Regions from separate parts of the Homo sapiens genome. Here region 1 is linked to region 2. Evidence: read pairs that join two places in POLR2A ChIA-PET (ENCODE). Cell type or tissue: PC-9. All regions are shown on one strand. Links, peaks and the distances in the headings refer to the core of each region. The heading gives the core; the rest is flanking DNA.

Region 1 (7,725 bases), core at 1,799-6,798, 99 kb after region 2:
GAGCCACCATGCCTAGCCCAGGATTATGATCTTGATCTCACACGTATTTAAAACTTTTCTGTCCACTAGCTTCTTCCTTTCCGCCCAAATTAGCAAACCTGTTTAAGCCAGGACCCTTTTAGCCACAAGTGAAAGAAACCCAAATCAAGCTAGCTTGGGTAAAAAGTGTGTCTAGCAAGATCCTTAACGATAAGCAGCAGAACCCATTCTAACTATTTCAGCAAAAAAATTATTAAAGGACTATAGGTAGCTCATACAATTTCTGAAAGGATCAGAAAATCTGGCTTGGTGGCCATGTAGGCTGGACAATGCCCAAATCACACTGCCAACCTCTCCAGTGAAGAGGCCACCATGACTGGCACCACTGATGGGGCATCCCCACATTAAGTTCACAGAAATTTTGAAAACCAACAACAGAAATAAAGAAAAATTGTGAAGGGAATTGTGATGACCTGCTCAGAGCTCTCTGTCTCATGTTCCTTTCTCATAGGCCAGTGACCAGCTTTCTGCTTGTGGCAAGAATACAGCCATAGTTAGCTCAGTCTTTCATTCCACTAGCTCCACAAAAGCCACCTTTCCAAAGCTCAACTTCAAAAAATCAGATTGAAGCAGCAAGGTCACAGACCCCAGTGGCAGCCCCCACCCACATGATCTAGTGGAACATCTCCTGGAAAAATTTTTCATCAGCAATCTGGATCTGCTAAAAATCTGTTAACTTGAAGTATGAAGTAAAATGAAGCATTTCCTGCCTCTGTAAATCAGGGTTTCTCAACCATGGCACTATTGACATATTGACCTGGATAATTCTTTGTTGGGGAATGGGGGTAGGGTAAGGGTAGCTTTCCTGTCCATTGCAGGATGTTTAGCAGCATCTTCAGCCTCTACTCACTATTCACCATTAGTACCCTCCCTCTCCAGTTGTGACAAACAACAGTGTCTCCCAACATTGCCCAATGTACTCTGCTAAGCAAAATCACCTGCATCTGAGAACCATGTCACCCAGCCTGCAGTGGCCTGACCATAACAAACCACACTTCCAAACCCGCATCTCCAGCTCAGACCTCTCTCCTGAGCTCTAGGCTGATATATCTACCTGCTTGCTACTCATGTCTCAACCAAGATATCCCATAGCTAACTCAAACATGCCCAAATCTAACTCATCATTTTTCCTCCAAGACTAGCTTTTTCCCCGCAGTTCCTGTCCTGGTTAAAGATATCACTGTTGATCAGTCATCCGTACCAGAATCTTGGCAGTATTCTGGATCCTTCATCTTTCTTCACCTCTCCCTCTCCCATCACCACATCTAAAGAAGTAGATTCTAACAACACCTTTCTTAGCTTGTATTAGCCTCCTCCTACCCAATTGTAAGTTTCCTGCAAGTTTTCTGCTGGGCTCTTAATTTCTCCTCTCTCTCTAATTTACTTTCCAAATTGCTTTAAGATTTACTTTTTTCTAAATGCAAATATGAACATGTCATTCCATACTTCAAATTAACAGATTTTTAGCAGATCCAGATTGCTTGTGAAAAATAGTCGAGACTCTTTAGCAAGGTATACAATGACCTTCCTGAACTTTTCCATGTCCCTCTCTCCAAACTTACTTTACCTCTGCTTTCTTGCTGAGAAACTACATAAAAATCCCTGGTTTTGGCCGGTCACAGTGGCTCATGCCTGTAATCCCAGCACTTTGGGAGGCTGAGGTGAGTGGATTACGAGGTCAGGAGTTCGAGACCAGCCTGGCCAACATGGTGAAACCCCATCTCTATTAAAGATACAAAAAATTAGCTGGCCGTGGGGGCGCGTGCCTATAATCCCACCTACTTGACAGACTGGGTCAGGAGAATCACTTGAACCCAGGAGGCAGAGGTTGCAGTGAGCCGAGATCACGCCATTACACTCCAGCCTGGGCAACAGGGCAAGACTCTGTCTTAAAAAAAAAAAAAAATTCCTGGTGTTGCATTTGCTATCTCCCCTGCCTGCTCCAACACCCTCTCCCCAACTCCTACATTCTCTTAGTTCACCTGGTGAACTCCTACTCCTGCTTCAAAACCTACTGCAACCATCTTCTCTTAATTTTTTTCTTTCTCATAAGGCTCCTCCTTGACCAAGTGTCCCAATATCTTAACGGCAAGCTGAAAAACCAGGACCACAGCCACCTGCTAGTTTGCTCTTGAATTCCTGTCCTACAGAAATTGTGAGATTAAAAAAAAAAAAAAAAAAGTTTACTGTTTTAAACCACCAAATTTGAGATGATTTGTTACAGAACAATAGATGACTAATCCAAAGTTTGCTTACAGGGGTCAACATGACTGATATTCTAGACCCAAGTTTCAAGTTTAGGGTGCTCAGTGTTCCTAACTCAAGCTTCACTTGGGTTTTGAATAAAACCCATGACCTATTTTTATTTCTGTTTCATTTTGAAACACAGTAAAAATAATTACAGTAAGGAATGTTTTGAGTGAATTATCTAATCAATATTCGCAAAGTAATATGCAAAGGAAGAGTTCTGAAGAAAATATTTTTACTTATTATTTAAAGTCTCAGGATAGGGATTGAAAGAGCATTAAAACATAGTCTCCTTTGACCTTCAGATTTTTATCTTGAGTCTATAGGATGTAAACAGAGAATCTAACTCCAATTTTTTAGATAATCTGCTAGGAATGTATTTTTGATTTCAGGAAGAAAACTCTCCACTATGTAAAAATCTTCTAAACTTTTCTATACAGTTTACTCATTTTAAAAATTTGTTTGTAGAAACAACTGAAACGTTCATCGAAGAAGAATAAATACATTGTGGTTTATTTATATAATGGAATGATGTCCAGCAGCAAAAAAAGAACACAACAGCATGGAATAATCTCAAAAACGTGTTCAGCAAAAGAAGCAGGACAGAAGAAAAACCATTCTGTCTGATTCCATCTACACGAATTTCAAGAACAGGAAAACTAAGCTATGATAATAGAAATCAGAATTAGCTGTTTTGGGGGGATGGAAGGCTTTGGGGAGTTTTGAGGGTGAGGTTGACTAAAAGGGGGAGCAACAAAACTTCCTGAGATAATGGAAAGGTTCTATATCTTGATATGGATGATGGTTACATGAGTGTATGTATTTGTCAAATTTCATCAATTACAGTTTGTTATAATTTATGTTTATTAATTAAATTAAACATTAATTCATGCTTATTAATTAAATTAAACTTATTGATTAAATTATGTTTATTATTTATTGTTTATAAACAATAAATTTATGTACGTATAATATAAATAAATTTATGTATGTATAATATAAATAAATTTATGTATGTATAATATAAATAAATTTATGTATGTATAAGTAAAATATATTATTTCAATAAATATTTATTATAAATACTTATGTTTATTTTACCTCATGGAAATTTTACCTTAATCTAAAAAAGACAACATGAAAAAATAGTATGTAATACTAAAATCAAATCATGTTTCCCTATTGAAAGGCAAACACTCTTTGAGAAGACATAAACAGGGCATTCAGAACATCAAATAGAAAGAGCTTCCACCATCACACAAGTGAAACAAAATCAGTATTTCCAAATATTTTTCAGAAACTACCTTTGGGAAGAGTAAACCTCAGCTATTGGAGCCATGATAAATACCCACTGATTCTGAGCACAAGCCCTGTCCTCTCTCCAGCTGGATTTGGTAGGAAAATCACGATCCAGCTTGCCTCACTCCTGAGCCTTTGCTCTGAACGGAGCGCACTCACAGTGCGGGGTCTGGGCCTCCCGGCTGCGAGGCGGCCGGCAAGGCAGAGCCCAGGAGATGAGTAAGCGGCAGTGGGCGGGAGTCACAGCGGTCCGCGGGTGACTCAGCGTCCAGGAATCCCAGGGGGCCAGAAAGAAGATTTTGGCAAAGAAAGGAGGCCAGAGGAAAAAAAACCACATTGACAAGGCCTCACAGCTGCCGGAGGGACAGATGTAAGCTGCTGCTGGGACAGAAGGGGAGCGACTGGCAGCCTTAGACAAGACTGGGGAAGGCCAGGGGCCTCTGCATGACAATACAGGGCAGCAACTGGGAACGAAGGAATCGCTATCTGGCCCGATGTGGGGAGAACAGAAAAAGTGAAAACGGTGGGGCCACTGAGGCAGAAGGCATCATGTGGGGAGGAAATCATTTTGTAAAGAATTTGAGCATCTACCAATGAAATACAGACACCAGATTCCTCACCTGGTCTCTAGGATCGCTCTTGCCCTGCAGCTGAACAATCTTTATGATTCACCTTCTTCTCAGGATGAAGTCCATCATCAGGATCATGGTTTATGACTCCTTTATCATTTCTCCTACATCACAGAGAGAGTCCCTTCAGAGATACTGAGTTTGTTTGGAAATGTGCAGGGGATTTGCAAATCTGGGATATGCGAGCTGTGGGGCCCAAAAGTACATCCAAAGACAATGAGGGAAAGCTTATAAAACCAAAAGAGAAAAGTAGACGTAATTTGTTTTGAGGCAAAGAGAACACTGCTTACAGGGGCTTATGGCAGGAGTTGATTCCAGTTCATTAGTGGAGACAGTGTCCAGCAAGTGTTCTTGTGCATCTGGCTAGCTAGTTTGAGAAGTCCTTGGAAAATAAAACAGAATGAGATCATGTCCTTTTCAGGAACACGGATGGAAATGGAGGCCATTATCCTTAGCAAACTAATGCAGGAACAGAAAACCAAATACTGCATGTTCTCGCTTATAAGTTTGGGAGCTAAATGATGAGAACTCAGACACAAAGAAGGGAACAGACACTGGAGCCTACTTGAGGATAAAGGACGGGAAGAGGAAGAGGATCAGAAAAAATAACTATTGGGTATTAGGCTTACTACCTGGGTGACGAGATAATCTGTATAACAAACCGCCATGAATGAGTTTACCTATATAACAGATCTTCACATGCACTCCTGAACTTAAAAAAAAAAGTTAAAAAAAAGTCCTTTTTATAGGAATACGTGCATAAGACCCCCTTCAGAAAGTCTTTGTAATCGTTCTTATCATAAGCATGTGTGCCTGAGAACCTTCCCTTCTCAGCCTCTTGGCCATATTTGTTAGAGTTTGGCACAAGTGACTCCATTTTGATTCTGACGACTTTAACACATCAATTCCCCTTACCTTCTTAGAGAATTTCATCTCCACCACATCCTGGCCCACCCCCAGTCCCAGTATGTTTCTCTCAGGTTGTAGCTTATAGGTCTTTGCCTTGTTCAGAAGCCTTTCCTTACCAGCCCCCCTAATTTGGATTAGGTACTTTTCTATGGATTATCTAGCACCACATACCTTCTATGGTACCTTCCTCTAAGCTTTGCCATAGGATATTATGGTTGCCTATTAATTTTTTAACTATGAAATATTTAAAACTATAGAAATGTAAAGGTATTTTGCTACCAATTAAACCTTGTTACAATTAAATACCTTGTTAATGAAACCAATTTTAAAAATAGAGGAATAAAATATTAAAGACACAGAATGTTAGCATTGGTATTCCTGTACATATATTTGTTACTTATATATCTAATCATATACAAATATAGTATTGCTTGATTTCAAATTTAATACAATTAGACATGGCATGCACTATACATGCTCTTTAGCTATTTTTGTCACTCTACATTGTGTTTTGACACATTAATGAAGAAATTTAGACTACAAGAACAAATTGTAAAAGTAAAAGAAAAACTAATAAATTTGACTACACTAAAATGTAAAACTCTGAACATCAATATGTTACATAAATGAAGTTAAGAGTTGCAGAATGTAATTACTTCTTTTTAAAATATATTACTCTATTAAAGATATTCATTTCATAATTTTAAAAGTCAAAATTTTTTTTACCATGTTAGCAATAAAAAAAAAAGTCTCTTGTCTTACCCCCACTAACTTCCATTCTCCAGAAGCAAAAATTTTTTAATTCTTTTAACCATTTTTTCTGGACTTGACCTCTATATTTTTAAATAACATGATTATGTTGACTTTTTTAGAATATTATCTATCGACTCCATACCATTAAAGATAATGATTTAGCTTTCCTCTGTCTGTCTCTTTCTCTCTCTCCATCATTTCAATAGTTATAGTTTCTGGTTGGAGCAATATTCAGTGCTTACATCACCATGATTACATAAATATAATTCACAGAAGATCCATGTTAATGTCCTCTGATTTCACTCTCTTTCATCTATAACTTTTTTCCTTATTTCCACTACTCTCATTGGTTTCATGTGCTGGAGACCTACAACTTACTTACCTCTAAATACAACCTTAAAAGAAGAATTTCTTTAATGCCTTCAAATTCAACAGGCAATACACACACATACGTGCGCACACACATATGTGTGTATGCATTTTCCTCTAGAGACATCCCTTCTAAAGCATTCTCTGGCCTGGTGCAGTGTCTCACACCTGTTATCCCAGCACTTTGGGAAGCAGAGTGGGGAGAATTGCTTGAGCCCAGGAGTTTAAGACCAGCCTTGGCAACATAGCAAGACCCCGTCTCTACAAAAAAAATTAAAAAATGATCTGGGTGTGGTGGCATGCACTGACAGTCCCAGCTACTCAAGAGGCTGATGTGGGAAGATCACTTGAGCCTGGTAGGTTGAGGTTTCAGTGAGCCGTGATCATGGCACTTCTGCCTGGGCAACAAAACAAGACCCTATCTAAAGAAAAATAAAAAATAAAAAATAAATTTAAAAAAAGCACTCTCTTAACCTCTCTGGTCGAGTTGTTCTATTATCGGCCACCAGCTTTCCAGTTGGGACTTCCCATCATTGTTATTGTGGACATAGGATGACAAAGCTATTCCCATTTGCCAGGAACTGTGCCAATTTCATAACCCAGATCTGGCAGTCCCTAAGGTTAAGGCAAACTGCAACAATCGGTCAATGTATCTGGACAGTTCCCTGTTTCCTAGATCCTATGTTGTATTCTTCCTGGTTTATTGCCTCAGTTTGTGGAATCCATGCTCTAATATTTTCCTGAAAAATAATAAAAAGGACATAATTTTTTTAAAAAACATGCATGTCAGAAATATTTTTAATATGCCTTCATATGTGTTAGAAAATTTGGCAAGGAATAGGAATCAAGATTTGAAGTCATTTTCCATCTGAATTTCAAAGATATGGCTGCACTGGCTTCTAGCTTTCCCGTGTGGCAGGTGAGAAGTCTGGTATCTTTCCACTTCTGGGTCTTTTGAATATCTGGGTACTTGTAGGCTCTTTTCTTTATCTCCAAGGTTCTGAAATTTCTCATGGCATGCCTTTGTGTGTTTTTGTTTTTTATGCATTATGCAGGGCACAAAGTGAGCTCTCTCCATCTATAAACTCATGACTTCTGTTCAGGAAAAATGTTTTTGCTTATTTCTGTGAAAATATCCTACCCTATCTTTTTATAATCTCTCTTTCTGGAACTCCTGCTTATTTAGGTGTTGAGCTTCTTGAACTCTACTATTTTCCTTTTCTCTTCTATTTTTCATTTCTCTATTTTTGATTGACTTTCTGGATTTTTCCCAATTTCCCTTCCAGACTTTCTTCTGAAATTTTGGTTCATTTGTTCATTTGTTTGTTTTTATGTTTTCTTCTGGTCCACACGTAGCTGCTATTTTCTTGAAGATTCAGTTCTGTTATGACATAGGCCTTCCTTAATTGTCTGGTGATCCTTGGCTGTCTGCTTATATTTAAAACAAGGCAATAAAAAAGTGACAGGAACAGACTGACAC
Region 2 (7,725 bases), core at 1,767-6,766:
AGGGAGAGAAGGAGCACAGATTACAGGAAGAAGAGAGAAGTCCAGGGAAACAGAGAGAGAAGCATGATGGGAAGTAGATCCCTCTCCATACTGCACCCCCTTCCACCACCTCCACAGTGCTGGAACCACATAAGCAACAGCAACTCATTTTTATGCTTCCACAACCTGCTACTCCCTAAGTCTTTCACTAATTTGCCAAAATATATTCTTTCTTCAAATAGTATCAATTTGTAAGTTTGAAATTATTTCCAAATAAAAAGGTTAAAATAATAGTCAACTTTAGTAAAGAAGAGCTTTGTTTGTGAGCAATTGTCAGATCCCTGGAACTTGTCAGCCTCTCCACTTTTAAGCAGAGCTGGCCCTCCATCTCCTTTTGGCCGCCTTTTGCCCCTGCCTCATGTGGTACCTTGGTTGCCCCAGAACTAATTATGGAATCCCACGTGGACATGGCTTTCCTGTGCACTACTCTGAGGTTCTTGAACTTTCCCTATTTTCATTCTCTCTATTAAAACAACGCTCCTGTGTCTCATATCCAGAAGACCTTCCTCTCTGGCAGTGGAATAATCATGTAAATCAGTTCTTGAGAGCCTAAAATGCATATCTCATTTAAAACAACATTAAGAGAAAAGATTAATGGAAAAATAACAGGAAGTATTGAAGCCAAGAAATATTGTAAGTAAACAGGCCTTTTGCCATGTCCCAAATCATACCACATCTGTACCTCTACTCTCTAACAAAACTTGTTTTGCTAGAACAATAAATGGGTGTAAGACAAAAGAAAACAGCAGAGACTCTATTTAGCATAATACCTCAAAGATTTAAAGCTGACATTATTTTTAATATAATAATGCACTATAAGAAAAATTGAGCAAGCTTAGGAGACCTTTCAAAATCAAAGAAAGATCAAGACTATCAACATAATAAGACACTGGGATTATACCCTAAGAGGTGCCCAGCCTTAGCAAGGGAGCAGCCTGCTCTTATTATATGTCACCTAGAAGTTAGATCAGGATACCGTCTTTTTCATTAGTCTCTCTTCCTACCTGCTACATCTGAACCACCCTCATCCCAGGTGCTTCCAGGGAAAAAAAAAAACAAAAACCAAATTTAACAACTGATGGCTCAAGCCAAAGCCTGAGAGAATAAAGTAGGACTGTGTGAGTGTGTGTTTGCAGGGGCAGGGGCAGGGGCAGGTGGATGAAAACACTCACGGCCAGTGGTGGAGGCAGGGTAGAGAAGACATCTGCAGTTGATGTCGAGACGGCTGTGCAACTGTAGAAAAGAAAAAATGACTTCACCACTCCCTACTTTTCTCAGATGTGCCTCAATGTTTAATAGTGAGTTTTTTTTATAATAGACAGTACTTTTTGCCCTTCTAAACATTAACAGCATCGCTAAGAGGTTACATAAATAAGCATTTCCTTTGTAGATTACATAAGCAGGTCATCATTGCTTTACGGCGGTACAAAGGGGAAAATTTTCATCCTACTGCTTTGCCTTTTATGAGATGAGGCTGAAAATGATTTTCTACTTATTTTCTCTCCTTGATCTTTTCTACCACCTTTCAGATCAATAAAATATGATAACAGTGACTCACAACTTTCCTACAAGAGTTTGTCAGAAGAGCTCTTAGGAATGATTCCATTCTAAATAAGCGAAGCTTTCACCTTTGTGCCTACTCATTCGATTCATGTGTGTTCATTCAACCATTAATTAAATAGATAACAGCATCCATTGAATGCATTGTGCCGAGGCTGTGTCCTAAGTCTCTGTTCCATCAATGCTCAGGAAACTGTCATAGACTGCTATTTATTAAAATGAACCTTAGAAAAAATAAGGCAAACTTAGTTCTGTGTGCTATTATTGCTTCTCAATAGAGATACTCTTATGATCTAAAGTTGATAAATAATCTATGATTTTGTAATGTGTATTCCACATTTCATCTTTTCCCTTTTGCAGCTCTATTTTTTAATAAAGCCTGTGTTATTTTTAAAGACAAAAATCCTACACATATTTCTTACATTGCAAACAAACAAAAATTCATTTTACCAAGATCTTTCATTCCAGAAGCCCTTACATATCCTTATGTGAAAAGATTGCTCTAGGGCTTCTCACCTGCCTTATGAAAGCAACTCAGTTGCAACAGCTAAAACCTCATTTTGAAATTTGAAAGTTGAACCAAGAGTAACATTAGACAGTAACTCACCCCAACAAGGAAATAAAGAACAATATTTCTATGTAACTATATAGAATAACCAGGGTATAAACAAACAAAAACTCTGACTACATTAAGTAATAAGTGAATTTATTATGAGGATATGGATATGCTCAGGATTAAGGCAAAAGTTAAAGAATCAGTCTCAGAAAGAAATAGAAAGTAGGCAGTTCAACACAGTAGCAGGAAAGAACTGACAGTCTCTTCTGCTAGAATGAACTCCAGTGCCCTTACACCCTTTCCCCTGCTCACAAAATTCCTTTTCAACAGCAGGGATGGAAAGGGGGCATCCAACGACTCCACTGGGTACTCTGAGTGACATCCGCCACACTGATTCCAATGGGACAGAGGCAGAGTATTAGTTTCCTATGGCTGCTATAACAAATCACTGCAAATCAGGTGGCTTAAAGCAACAAAAATGTATTCTTTCACAGTTCTAGAGGCCAGAGTTCAACATCAGTTTCACTGGGCTGAAATCAAAGTATAGGCAGGGACTAGGCCTCCCTCTTAGAAGGATAGATATGGTTTCATCTAGGATAATCCAAGATAATCTGCCATCTCAACATCTTTAATTTAGTCCCATCTGCAAACTTTTTTTGCTATACCAAGGAACAGTCACAGGTTCTAGGGATTAGGACCTTGCTACTTTTGGGGGAACATTTTTCAGCCTATCACTGGCACAGGCAGAGTGTAGGTACTGGCATCAAAAGAACAGGATAGCCAAAAATTTGAAGCAATCAAAATGCCCTTCAATAGGTGAATGGATGAACATTCATTCAACAGAATGGTACATTGATACAACAGAATATTATGCAGTAGTAAAAAGAAATGGGCCATCAAGCCATGAAAAAACATGGAGGACCCTTAAACACACATTATTAAGCGACACAGCCAGTCTGAAAAGGCTACATCCCATATGATTCCAATTATGTGACATTCTGGAAAAGGGAAAATTAGACACTGAAAAGATCCATGGTTGACAGAGGTTTGGGGGAGTGAGGGAGAATAGGGAAGGGATGAATAGATGAAGCACGGAGAATTTTGAGGGGTGGTGAAACTATCCTGTACAATGCTGTAATGGTGGATACATAACACTATACATTTGTCACAACCCAACTGTACAACATAAGGAGTAGACCGTGATATAAACTCTGGACTTTAGTTAATAATATTTCAATATTGGTTCATCAATTGTAACAAATGTACCACACTAATGCAAAATGTTAATAATTGGGGAAACTGGGAGGAAATAAAGGAAGTATTTGGGAACTATCTGTATTTTCTCTTAAATTTTTCTATGACCCGAAGCTGCTCTAAGTTATAAAATCCATTCACTTTTTGAAAAAGAATAGACCATATGCTGAGGAGCCATAAGAATAATAATAAGAATCTCAGATAAAATGACTTTCAAAGTCAGATTCCATTACAGCTTCCAAGCCGGCTGCGTCTTGCCCCAGTTCTCATGGAACACTGGACAAATCAGTACATTTGTTATTATGTGATATCATAAGAACAAAGATAGTATGAATACCATAGCCTGTAAATAATCAAAATGTAGTATCATTTATAAAATATAAAATCATTTAAGTAGTAAACAAACTGCCTTCTTCCAACCCTAATCACATCCCCGAATACTTAACATGTGTGAGTAATGAAATGATACAAGTTTCACCTCCTTTTCCCTCCCCAGATTACCTCTGTAAGAAGTGTTAAATACGAGGAGAAAAGGCCAAAAGGAAATCACAAAATGGATGAAATAATGAAATAATGGATGAAAAATATGGGCATGAGAAATCCACAAATTGTACCTTCATTCTCCAAACTAATTGTTCTTTAAAAACCCACCTTAGCCAGGCTCATTGGTGCACACCTGTAGTTCCAGCTCAGGGGGCTGAAGTGGGAGGATTGCTTGAGCCCAGGAGTTTGAGACCAGCTGGGGCAACATATTAAGACTCCATATGTTAAAAATTGGTTAAATAATTAATTTTGTTTAAAAAGCCTTGCCCTAATTTAATATCAGAGGGCTGAAGGAAAAAGCTTCAGTTTGCAGATGAATCTCTAACCTGAAAATTCATAATCGGAGTATGGCACTGGGTGGTGTAATTAGCTTACTCCCACTGCCAGGCCCCTCTGACAGCACCTCATCAGAAGTCAGAGAAGATGAGGGGTGGGAAAGAAGGTGCGGGGGAGAGTTCTTTGAAGGGAGCAGAAAATAGACTATTGAAATGAGAATAATTCTGTCCAGTAAAAGTTGACTGAATAAATCATTTCCAATAATTGATTTGTCCTGGCACATTTGTGCTGCTGGAATTTCAGCTGATACCTATTTTAAGCCTCCAAGTCCTCCCTTCCTTTAAAATAAAGTTACAGTTTCATATACCTTGGAGCACTATTGGATCGATCATTTCTGTGGCCCCTAAATTATAGCTTACCAATCATTGTGAAGTTTTTCTTTTTTTTTTTTTTTTTGAGACGGAGTCTCGCTGTGTCGCCCAGGCTGGAGTGCAGTGCCGTGATCTCGGCTCACTGCAGCCCCCACCTCCCAGGTTCAAGCAATTATCTGCCTTAGCCTTCCGAGTAGCTGGGATTACAGGTGCCTGCCACCACACCCAGCTAATTTTTTTGTATTTTTAGTAGAGACAGGTTTCACCATCTTGGTCAGGTCAGGCTGGTCTTGAACTCCTGACCTCATGATCCACCCGCCTTGGCCTCCCAAAGTGCTAGGATTATTTACAGGCATGAGCCACCATGCCCAGCCTTCATTGTGGAGTATTTTCAAAGGGATAGTAATCCCTGAAAACTCAACCCCTAAGAAAACATTAATTCTCAACCTCTCCATACAAAGTGTTTCATGTGCATGTGAGCTCTAGCACACTGTCTACACAGTGCAGGCCAAATTCGAATCTGAAGAGTTACACTCTGCCATTTCATTAAAGTCCTGCCAATTCAAGTGAGGTAGCACTTCTCAAGGGAAGAAAAACAAGTACAAGGTTCCTATTGCAGAATATTCTGACATTCTGTCTCCTGTGCCTGCAGTCTATTATGAGCAATATATTTGCAGAATCACATACCAAAAAATAATATTTTCAGTTCCCTCCTCTAATTCTCTGGAGTTATATGCATATCTTGAAGCCTGATTCTCCCACTTTCTGCCTCATTCATTGACACATTCAAGAACCACTCACCCTTAATTCCATCACCTGCCCCAAATACATAAAAACAAGCCTTCCCAACACACAACCAGCCAACCTCTTGGTTATTTTACTCTTCATACTGTGCCAATTTATAGATACCTATTTCTTTAAAACTCTCCTAATTTCCTTTATTGTTTCAGATGAACATCTGAAATGCCATAAGAGCATCCCTTCTGCAAAGTTATATTGCAAGTTTTAATTATAAGAAAATGCCAAATTTGCATATAAAGGGCTATATCACTTGTTTATGAGCACAGAGATTTCCTGAGCTGCTACAGACTTTGCAGTCCCTGTCACCTCAAACACAAGACAAAATATGAAGACTGTGCTGTTTTGTGATTCCAGACTCAGTTATGTTGCTAACAGATGTAATGGCACCAGTTCTATCAGTGAACAGTAGTAAGCCAGAAAGGAGAACTGTGTGAAGGTCTGTTTCTCTTCACTCTAGACTGATAAGGATCCTTAATCAGCAAGACTAGGGGAATACTTATCTTCACTCTGTGGACCCTGTGGTCTCCACTAAGTTCAGCTATTTCTTGCTCCAGGGCCTCTATAATTACAGTTTTAGTCTTTGCTTATGCCCATATGCAAAGTATTCAGGTAGCCAGCATTTATTAGTTGATTTTCTGCAGAGGCCTCTGCTTCTATGTCCACATTCAGAGGTATTTAATACCTACGTATATGCCTGGCCCTGGTTTAGGCAATGGGAATAAACCAGTAAACAAAACAGACTCTCTTTCATCCACACATTCTGAAAAATAAACGCTTCTTGCTTCCCACATTACTACTGCTTTCAGAATCTTCTCTAAACCTGTCCTGCATCTGCACTCCTTCTCCCAGCATGATCCTGGGAAATCCATAATTCTCCTGCATAATCCCTGTCACTAAGAAAAGACTTGTTGGTCGGGCGCAGTGGCTCACGCCTGTAATCCCAGCACTTTGGGAGGCCGAGGTGGGCGGATCACGAGGTCAGGAGATCGAGACCATCCTGGCTAACACGGTGAAACCCTGTCTCTACTAAAAAAAATACAAAAAATTAGCCGGGCGTGGTGGTGGGCGCCTGTAGTCCCAGCTACTCAGGAGGCCGAGGCAGGAGAATGGCGTGAACCCAGGAGGCAGAGCTTGCAGTGAGCAGAGATCGTGCCACTGCACTTCAGCCTGGGCAACAGAGCGAGACTCCATCTCAAAAAAATAAAAAAGAAAAAGAAAAAGAGACTTGTTTTAAACATTTCTTAACAGTAGTGTGGAAGTTTTCAATCTATGCAGAAAATAATTCGCTCATTGAGCAAAATTATGTATGATGCCACAACACTCTCCCAGTACACATCCATCTCAAAAGGTGTTTCTCTTCAACCATTCTAAGCCAACTATCCTTAGGACCCCCTAAGGATGGTAGTTTACAAGGAGGTCTTAGTGGATATTCCTGGGGTAGATTATCAAATAGCATTACATGGATAACACAGTCTTTACCCTAATTTACAAAGTGGAAGTAACCCCCATGATTTGATCATTTCTCTCTTTATAAATATAGGCTAAGGTTGGCAATGCTTAAATTAGTATACAAATTTGGGGTAGAGGAAGGGAGATTTTTGCCACCTAGTACTGCCAAATACTACAAACTCACTGTTCCTCTCATTTGTTATTGTGACATAGAACATTGCAATTAGCACTTTCACATGAAAGGCAACCAGACAGAAACTGGAATACTGTTAAAATCAAACTACCAGCCTGGATAATATAGTAAGATCTTGTCTCTATTAAAAAATTATTTTAAAAATTAAACTACCAGGCTGAGCACAGTGGCTCACACCTATAAGCCCAGCACTTTGGAAAGCTGAGGCAAGAGGATCACTTGAGGCCAGTTCGAGACCAGACTGGGCAATATAGTGAGGCCCCATCACTACAAAATAATTTTTTTAATCAATCTACCAATAGTTTGGTACCATTTTTAATTGACAAATAAATGAAAACAGCTGAACTATCTATGGTATAATGCATAAGTAAATTGTGGGTTTATCCAGTGGAAAACTGCACAGCAATGAAAATGAACAAATTACAATTCCATGATATGGTCAGATGTCACAAACATAATGTTAAGCAAGAAAAGCCACACCCAAAATAATACCTACCATGATGATTCCATTTATAAAAAGTTCAAATATGTACAGAGCTAAACTATAGCATTAGAAGTTAGACTAACAGTTACCCATGAGGAGGCAGTCACTGTAAGGGTATAATTGGAGCTTCATGGGTGCTGATTATGTTTTTTGACATGAGGACTGGTTACACAGATGTATTCTTTTTCTGAATATCATT

The links. ChIA-PET counts read pairs that join two places held together with the same protein. Peaks named below come from ENCODE experiments on the same cell type or tissue, not always from the same donor. Only the 100,000 strongest peaks of a DNase experiment are listed, where the experiment ranks them.
Region 1: POLR2A ChIA-PET joins it to region 2 with 5 read pairs; 2 of 35 experiments call an interaction of 5 or more read pairs at or near these places.

The regions. Positions count from the first base shown.
Region 1 is chr4:121,707,927-121,715,651 of GRCh38, forward strand. No RefSeq gene overlaps it. Among named protein-coding and RNA genes, the nearest start is that of ANXA5, 15 kb to the left of the region's middle. RefSeq lists enhancers at 3,624-4,127, 3,791-4,070, 4,071-5,270. In PC-9, for the core only: no CTCF peak of the experiment used is centred there; DNase peaks (open chromatin) are centred at 2,225 and 3,835; H3K4me3 peaks cover 1,108 bases; H3K27ac peaks cover 2,332 bases.
Region 2 is chr4:121,608,483-121,616,207 of GRCh38, forward strand. No RefSeq gene overlaps it. Among named protein-coding and RNA genes, the nearest start is that of ANXA5, 85 kb to the right of the region's middle. In PC-9, for the core only: no CTCF peak of the experiment used is centred there; no DNase peak of the experiment used is centred there.